Linked DNA regions of Homo sapiens: region 1 is linked to region 2. A link is an interaction called in ENCODE POLR2A ChIA-PET data of the cell type or tissue named here. Cell type or tissue: B cell. All regions are shown on one strand. Links, peaks and the distances in the headings refer to the core of each region. The heading gives the core; the rest is flanking DNA.

Region 1 (4,398 bases), core at 270-4,269, 390 kb after region 2:
AAGAGTACACAATGGTAAAGGGGACTTTAGTACTTAAAATCAACAGAGGATTCATTTCTAGAACTTGCAAGGAATTCTTACAGAGCAGTAAGAGACAGTAATTCCAACAGAAAAAAATGGCCAAAAGATATAACTGATCATTTACCTAAGAAAGAAAACCAAAAGGATAGAAAAAGAGAATCAAAATCATTAAGAATATAATAAAAATGAAAAAAAATGATATAACACTTAACGCTTATCAGGATAGCACAAAAAAAATCTTTTAAAGAAGTTGAAAAATGTGAGGATTTGGAACCTGCATGGCTATCAGAGGAACATGGATAATACAACTGAATAGAAGAAGTAAAATAAAGTAAATGATTATTCAACTCAAAAGGAAGAAAACAGAAAACTTCAAAATAAACTGTCATAAATTAATAATAGAGATGAAAATCGAATTTAATAAATAAAACCCACAAAAATGTGGAATTTCTAAATAAAATTAAGAGTTATTTGAAAATGTAACATACACACATCACTAGAAAACATATCTCTATAAGGGGAAATAGGCTTAGAGAATGCTTTAAAAGGTTAATAAATTACTTTATGCAACTTTCCTTAATGAATAAAAATATCTCTGAGATGGATTGTCTTTCTATTAAGATGTAAATTATAAAAATCAACTTTAGAATTAATTCATTTAAGAAATATTTATGGAATAACTAGTATGTGCCAGTTTCTTTTTGTTGTTGTTTCTTTTCTGGTAGAGATGGGGTCTTGCTATGTTGCCCAGGCTCGCCTCAAACTTCTGGGCTCAAGAGATCTTCCTGTCTTGGCCTCCCAAAGTGCTGAGATTACAGGTGTGAGCCACCATGCCCAGCCAGTATGTGTCAGCTTAAAAAAAAAAATAGAAGGCTAGAACTGACCAATAACCATAGAAGAAATGGAGAAAAAAAGCTGTCAAAAATTATACACTGTAATATAATATTTACAGTACCATAACCTTTTTTTTTTTTTCTTGAGACAGGGTCTTACCCAGGCCAAAGTGTAGTGGCATGATCTCAGCTCTCTGCAACCTCCACCCAGTGGGCTCAAGTGATCCTCCTGAGTAGCTGGGACCACAGGTATGCAACACCACGCCTGGTTTTTTTTTTTTTTGTATTTTTAATAGTGATGGGGTCTTGCCATGTTGCCCAGGCTGGTCTCAAATTCCTGGGCTCAACCAATCTGCAGGCCTCAGCCTCCCAAAGTGCTGGGATTATAGGTGTGAGCCACAGCTATATATAGGTGACCCACAACACATTATTGTGCCACCAAGCCTGGCACAATAATTTATTGATTAGCTTAACACACATTTCAAGTGTCAGAATTCTAAGGGTCAAGAATTGTGCTAGGGGCTGAGGACACAGTTTTGAATAAGATACTTAGCTTGGTGGGCTTAAGGACCAAAAAGGAGATCAAATCTGTGGAGCCCCATGAGACAGTGGCAGGTGGACTGCTAAGACTAGGGAGGTGGTGAGGGTCAGATCATGAGGGCCTCATGGTCCACAGAGAGAAATTTCTATTTTCCTCTGAAAGCAGTGGGGAGCCATTAAAGGGTCTTAGTAGGACAGTAACATCATAGAATGTTTTTTCAAAAGCTCAGCTCAAGCCTATAATCCCAGCACTTTGGGAAGCTCAGGCAGGAGGATTGCTTGAGCCCAGGAGTTTGAGACCAGCCTGGGCAACATGGTGAAACCCCATGTCTACAAAACATTTTTTCTTAAATAGAAGAAAATTTAGTGGGACAAGAAAGGGAATGGAGAGGCCAGTTAAGAAACTGCTGCAGGAAGATGGTGGCGTGGCCTGGGATGGAGTCCATGCAGCTAGCAGGCTGTGAATAAATGAGACATATTTTACAGAAAGAGCCAATAAGACCTGCTGGTTGAGTGGATGGAGGAGTGAGAGTTGCCCGGGTCTGGGACTTCCATAACCAGGGAGATGGCGGTGATGCCATCTACTGAAATAGGACAAACTGGTGGAGGGTCATGCCTGGGAGAGAAAACCAAGAGTTTCAGTATAGACATGTAAACTTTGCCACACCTATGAGACATTCAAGTGGGAGTATCAATTTAAGCAATTGTTATAGGAATCTGTAACTCAGTAGAGATAAACATTTGGGCGTCTTCACCTGAGATGTAGTGTTTAGAGCCAATGGGATAAAGGGTCAAAATTCAATGCTAGTACACAGGTGGGCACACTTAGCCACCCTGCCATGGCACCCTCCTCTCACACAGGTGCCAAAATCTAAAAAAACAGCACCCAACTTATTTTAACAGTTTAGTAAAAGAAGAATACATTATGACCAATATGGATTATTTTAGGAATACAAGAATGGTTGAAAATCAGGAGCTCTATTAATAGGTTAGGAAGAAAAGATTTTCTTCAGATGTTGAAAAGTTTTCAATGAAAATCAATATCATTCCTAAATTTTTAAAAATGTAAGCTATTTTTAAAACGTTTCTATAGAACTGGAAGGATAGTCTCTTTCCATCATAAAGAAATGCTGTCACAAACACAAAGCCCAAGATATCATAATTTTAAGAGGAAAGGCATTCCCATTAATGTGGTGAACAATAATCTATTGCTTTTATGCTATTAGGTTGTTCTATAAATTCATCTAGGTATAATTTTTTTACCTGGAAAATCTCAAAAAATGTCTTAGAATAAATACATGAGCTCAACAGGGTGGTAGTTTTTCAAATCAACAAATCAAAACTCAGTGAGTCCCTAAATCAGCTGTAGTTAAACATTTCATGGGGAAAAACATTCATTCATAATGGCAGTAAGAATTGAAAATATCTAGGATTTAACCTGAAAATAAGTAGTAGGCAAGCTACAAAATTTTACTGAGACATAAAAGAAGACTGGAAAAAGAGAAAGACATACAATGTTTTTTGTTTGGGAAACCAATATTGAAAGATACCAAGTCACCAGCAAATAATCTACAAAGTAAACACAATTTCAGTCAGAATTCAAAGGTAATTTTATAACCCCCTGTTTGCTTTGGATCTCTTAGATTTTTGGACGGGAGATTTAGAAAGAAAATAAATAAGGAGGCATCAGACTTACACTTCACTTAGACCAAATGGATCCAAACAGACAAATACAGGACATTCCATCCAACAGCTGCAGAATACACATTCTTCTCAACAGCACATGGAGCATGCTCCAAGACAGATCATATGTTAGGCCATAAAACAAGTCTTAACAAACTTAATTAGACTGAAATCGTATCAAGTTTTTTTTCTAAGCATGATGGTATAAAACTAGAAATTAATAACAGGAGAAACCAGCATTATCCTGATGTCAAAGTCCCACAAAAACACACAAGAAAATGGCAGTATAGGCCAATATCCCTGATGAACATAGGTGCAAAAATTCTTAACAAAATTCTAGCGAAGCAAATTCAACAGCTCATTAAAAAGATCATTTACTATGATACAGTGGGATTCATCCCAGGGCTGCAAGGATGGTTCAACATACACAAATCAATAAGTGTGATACATCACAGTAACAGAGTGAGACAATAACCATACGATCATTTCAATAGATGCAGAAAAAGCGTTTGACAAAATTCAACATTCTTTCATGATAAAAACTCTCAATGAATTAGGTGTAGAAGCATTGTACCTCAACACAATAAAGGCCACATATGACAAGGTCACAGCTAACATCATACTTAATGGTGAAAAATTGAGAGCTTTTCCTCTTAGATCTGAAACGAGACAAAGATGCCACCTTCACCCAATTTTAGGATTGTTTTTTCTATTTCTGTGAAGAATGTCATTGGTATTTTGATAGGGATTCTATGGAATCTGTAGGTCACTTTGGGTAGTATGGACATTTTAACAACATTAATTATCCCCCCATGAGCACAGGCTATCTTTCTATTTGTGTCTCCTTGAATTTCTTTCATCAGTGTTTTATAGTTTTCAGTGTAGAGATCTTTCACCTTCTTGGCTAAATTTATTCTGAAATATTTATTTTGTAGCTATTGTAAATGGCACTTTCTTTTTATTTCTTTCCTGATAGTTCACTGTTGGCATATAGAAACACTACTGATTTTTGTATGTTAATTTTGTATCCTGCAACTTTACTGAATTTATTAGTTCTAATGGTTTTCTGGTGGAGTCTTTAGGGTTTTATAAGTGTAAAATCATGTCGTCTCCAAATAGGAACAATTTAACTTTTTCCTTTCAAATTTGGATGCTTTTTATTTCTTTCTCTTGTCTAACTGTCCTGGCTAGGACTTGCAGTACCATATGTTGAATAGAACTAGTGCGTGTGAGCATTCTTGTCTTGTTTCAGATCTTAGAGGAAAAGATCTCTTTCTAATTTTGTACACAATACATATAATCTTATCTGTCAAAGAAAAAA
Region 2 (4,398 bases), core at 178-4,177:
ATGAGCCGAGATCGCGCCATTGCACTACAGCCTGGGCGACAAGAGTGAAACTCCATCTGAAAAAGAAAAAAAAAAAAAAAACAATATGAAGAATTAATCACAAATGCCATAACTAATAATAAAATACCAAATACCTTCCCATTAAAATCAGAAACAAGGTAAAAATGCCCACTAACGTCTATCATTTTGATTGAACAAAGCCAAAGGAGGTATGAATGTCAATATACAGATAGCCTTGCAAGAAATAAGGGTTTCCTTAAGGCTGGGCATGGTGGCTCAAGTCTGTAATCCCAGCATTTTGGGAGGCCAAGGTGAGCGGATCACTTGAGAGTCAGGAGTTTGAGACCATCCTGGCCAACATGGTGAAACCCTGTCTCTACTAATGGTACAAAAATTAGCTGGGTGTGGTGGTGGGCACCTGTAATCCCAGCTACTCAGGAGGCTGAGATAGGGAGGATTGCTTGAGCCCAGGAGGTTGAGGTTGCAGTGAGCCTAGATCGTGCCACTGCATTCCAGCCTGGGCAACAGAGCAAGACTCTGTCTCAAAACAAACAAAAACTATGTAGTTATTTTTTAAAAAACTAAAAATACAAAAATTAGCCAGGCATGGTGGCATGCACCTGCAGTTCCAGCTACTTGGGAGGCTGAGGCAGGAGGATCACCTGAGCCTGGGAGGCAGAGGTTGCAGTGAGCCGGGATTATGCCTCTGCACTCCAGCCTGGGCAACAGAGCAAGACCCTGTCTCGAAAAAGAGAGAGAGAGAGAGAGAAAGAGAGAGAGAAACAAGGCTTTCCCATTTTCTTCTTCTTTTTAAAAAATTTCAGTGAATGGCTGGGCGTGGTGGCTCCCAGCACTTTGGGAGGCCGAGGCAGGTGGACCACCTGAGGTCAGCTATTTGAGACCAGCCTGGCCAACATGGCGAAACCACATCTCTGCTAAAAAAGAAAAAAAAAGACATAAAAATTAGCCAGGCGTGGTGGTGGGTGCCTGTAATCCCAGCTACCCGGGAGGCTGAGGCAGGAGAATTGCTTGAACCCGAGAGGCAGAGGTTGTAGTGAGCCGAGATTGCACCACTGCACTCCAGCCTGGGTGACACAGCAAGACTCTGTCTAAAAAAAAAAAAAAAAAAAGAAAAAAAAGAAAATCAGTGAATTTCAAACATGAGTGACCATTCTCCCAGGTGATGGAAATTTACTCCTCGTCATAATGAGAGTGTTCCCCTTTCTGACAGCAAGCAGGGAGGGCTGTCATTTAGTGTCAAGGCCTCCAGAAAGGAGGATCATCTGACTCTTGAGTGTCCACACTGGCTAAGATGTATTTTGTTTTGTCTAGGCTTTGGGTACTGGTGATACAGGTAGCTGTGGTTTTGTTCCCTGTTCTCAGCTATGAACATTCTTCTGATCTGTGTCTCTTAGCTCCTTCTGCACCCCATTTGGGCATGTGGGAGCTTTAGGTGGCGTGTGTGCCTACTTCGTGGGAGTGTTCAAGGTTCTTTGCTACCTTTGGGCTCCTTCTGGACACACATCAAATTGTTCTGCTGCTCCGCCGGGGTGCGTGAGAACCATGTGGGCTGCCAGACCCAGCTCCCCTGCTGTGCCCATAGCCTTTTCACTGTCTTGCCACTTCCCAGACTCTACTTAGAAAAAGGGCATGGGTCCCTTCCGATTCCAGCTTTCTGGCTTGTCAAGGATATCTCTTGTTCTCCTGCTGGCAGCTCGCCCCTTCCATCCCCCACCGCCCACTTACAGCAGTTTTTTGGGCTTCTAGGGGAGGGGATAAGATGCAGGGACACATCTCAGATTCAAACCCACATGCTTCTCTCTAATTCTCCTCTTTCTCTGCATCTAGAGACTTCTAGTTAAAGAAGCACTTATCAAACAATCTATGATGGAAGACCAGTTTTGTTTTATTTCCAATTGTCATGAATTAATCTTTTTGGCCTGTACACTGTTGAATGAAATGAGTCTGCCAATCATGCACTTGGATATTGTGACAACATCATATTGCTGTAACAGCTGCTAAATGTTTGTTCTCAATATCTGTACTTAACTCATCATGGACAGTAACAGACAGTTCATGGATCAGCAGGGGTCCAGGGGCCACAGTGTGTAACCTGGTATAGAGTGTCACTCGCCTCATCTGCTATTTCAAGTCTGAGAAAGATGGCTGGGTGCAGTGGCTCATGCCTACAATCCCAGCTTTGGGAGGCCAAGGTGAGTGGATCGCCTGAGGCCAGGAGTTCGAGACCAGCCTGGGCAACATGGTGAAAATTAGCCTGGCGTGGTGGCGCATGCCTGTAGACCCAGCTATTAAGGAGGCTGAGGCGGGAGAATCACTTGAATCCGGGAGGCAGAGGTTGTGGTGAGCCGAGATTGCGCCACTGCACTCCAGCTTGGGCAATAGACTGAGACTCCATTTCAAAAAAAAAAAAAGACAGAAAGACTTTAGAAACTAAAAATTTCAAGAACTTGACTTCCTTTTTCTACATTCTGCTGTGTCATTCCTTCCCTAAGCCAGTAGGCACTGAACACGCTAGCTGCTGCCAGGCTGGAGAGAAGCAGTCATGGGGTCACAGAAGACAGTAGAAATTAAATTGTATCAGTTAACACAGCAACTTTCAGTCTTGCTGTAGAAATGAGAAGTATGAAACTGGTACAAAAAGAAAAAGGAAAGAAACAAAGATGAGCAACTAATCATAATTTGTGAACACATTAATTGCAACTTACAAAAACCAAGAGGATTTTTCTTCTTTATTTTCCGGCGTCTACATTAAGGACACAGAGATTTTTTCAAAAAGCTGTTTGCACTAATAAGAGAGCTTAGCAGCAGGATAGATGATTACAAATAATATCAAAATTGAGAGAACTTCTACTCTACTAGAATAACATTTAGGAACATTGTCTCATTCACAATAACTATAAAACAAAATACTTGAAGATCAAATTAATAGAAAGTTACTGAAGATAGTAACCCAGCTTTTATTAGTTTTATAAAATAATCTTCTTAAGTATCTCAGTAAGATGTAATGATTTTTTTCAAACAAACAAAAACTATGCAGTTTTTTAAACTAAAAATACAAAAGTTAGCCAGGTATGGGGGTGCATACCTGTAGTCCCAGCTACTCGGGAAGCTGAGGCAGGAGGATCACCTCAGCCTGGGAGGCAGAGGTTGCAGTGAGCCAGGATCGCACCTCTGCACTCCAGCCTGGACAACAGAGCAAGACCCTGTCTCAAAAAAGAAAGGAGAGAGAGAAAATAAGGCTTTCCAATTTTTTTTTCTTCTTTTTTAAAAATTTCAGTGAATTTCAGTCGTGAGTGACCATTCTCCCAGGAGATGGAAAGATTATTTCATTACACTAGTAAAAGCTGGGTGCAGTGGCATGCACCTGTAGTCCCAGCTGAGGTGGGAAGATGACTTGAGCTCAGGAGTTGGAGGCTGTAGTGATCTATGATTGTGCCATTGCACTCCAGCCTCGGTGACAGAGCAAGCTGTCTCTAAAAACAAAACAAAAACCTAAAGTCTCAATATTATAAAGAAATGCAAATTCATCTACAAATGCAATTCCATTCTAATCAAAATCACATAGAAGGAGTGGGGGAATTCAACAAAGTGGTTCTGAAATCTATCTAGAAATAAAAGATTAATATAATAGCCAAGGAAAAGTCAAAGGGGAAACTTGAGAATACTTAACCTCTTTGATATTAAATGACATTACAAATCAGGCATGCTGTCTTGTGCCTGTAGTCCCGCTACTCAGAAGGCTGAGGCAGGAGGATTCCTTGAACCCAGGAGATCAAGGCCAGCCTGGGCAACATGGCAAGACCCTGTCTCTAAAACAATAAAATAAAATGGCATTATAAACCTACAGAAATTAAAACAGGGTGATTCTGCATAGGCATTGAAAGAAAAATCAATGGAACAGAAACACTATGCAAAAAGAGTCACAAATATCAGCAAAATTTTGTATGTGATAAATGGGCAATTAAAATCACCAGAGAAAGGATAGCTTGTTTAATAAATAGTGTTGGAATAACTAATTAACAAATGTAGGCTGGGCCCATTGGTGCATGCTTGTAGTCCCAGCTACTTGGAAGGCTGAGGCAGGAGGATTGCTCGAGGCCAGGAGGTTGAGGCTGCAGGGAACCATGATCACACCACTGCAGTCCAGCCTGGGCAACAGAGCAAGAGTCTGTGTCTCAAAAAAACACACCAAAAGACAAGTGGCCCAGTTCTGTGGGCTCATGTTTGGATTGAACTTCCTCATCTCTTAAAGGAGGGCGTCGCCACATGACTTGCCTTGGCGAGGAAATGTGAGTTCAAGCAATATGTGTCATTTCTGAGTAGCGGCTCTAACCGCCAGTTTCACTTTCCCTCTGCCACGGTCCTAGAGTGATCGTG

What was found. Peaks named below come from ENCODE experiments on the same cell type or tissue, not always from the same donor. Only the 100,000 strongest peaks of a DNase experiment are listed, where the experiment ranks them.
Region 1: POLR2A ChIA-PET joins it to region 2 with 7 read pairs; 5 of 35 experiments call an interaction of 5 or more read pairs at or near these places.

The regions. Positions count from the first base shown.
Region 1 is chr20:4,690,682-4,695,079 of GRCh38, reverse strand. All of the region lies in intron 1 of PRNP (prion protein (Kanno blood group)), which reads right to left. Among named protein-coding and RNA genes, the nearest start is that of PRNP, 6.4 kb to the right of the region's middle. In B cell, for the core only: no CTCF peak of the experiment used is centred there; no DNase peak of the experiment used is centred there.
Region 2 is chr20:5,078,606-5,083,003 of GRCh38, reverse strand. It overlaps a transcript of TMEM230 not described here. Among named protein-coding and RNA genes, the nearest start is that of TMEM230, 32 kb to the left of the region's middle. RefSeq lists enhancers at 732-1,232, 2,353-2,512, 4,018-4,087. In B cell, for the core only: no CTCF peak of the experiment used is centred there; a DNase peak (open chromatin) is centred at 2,523; H3K4me3 peaks cover 781 bases; H3K27ac peaks cover 2,311 bases.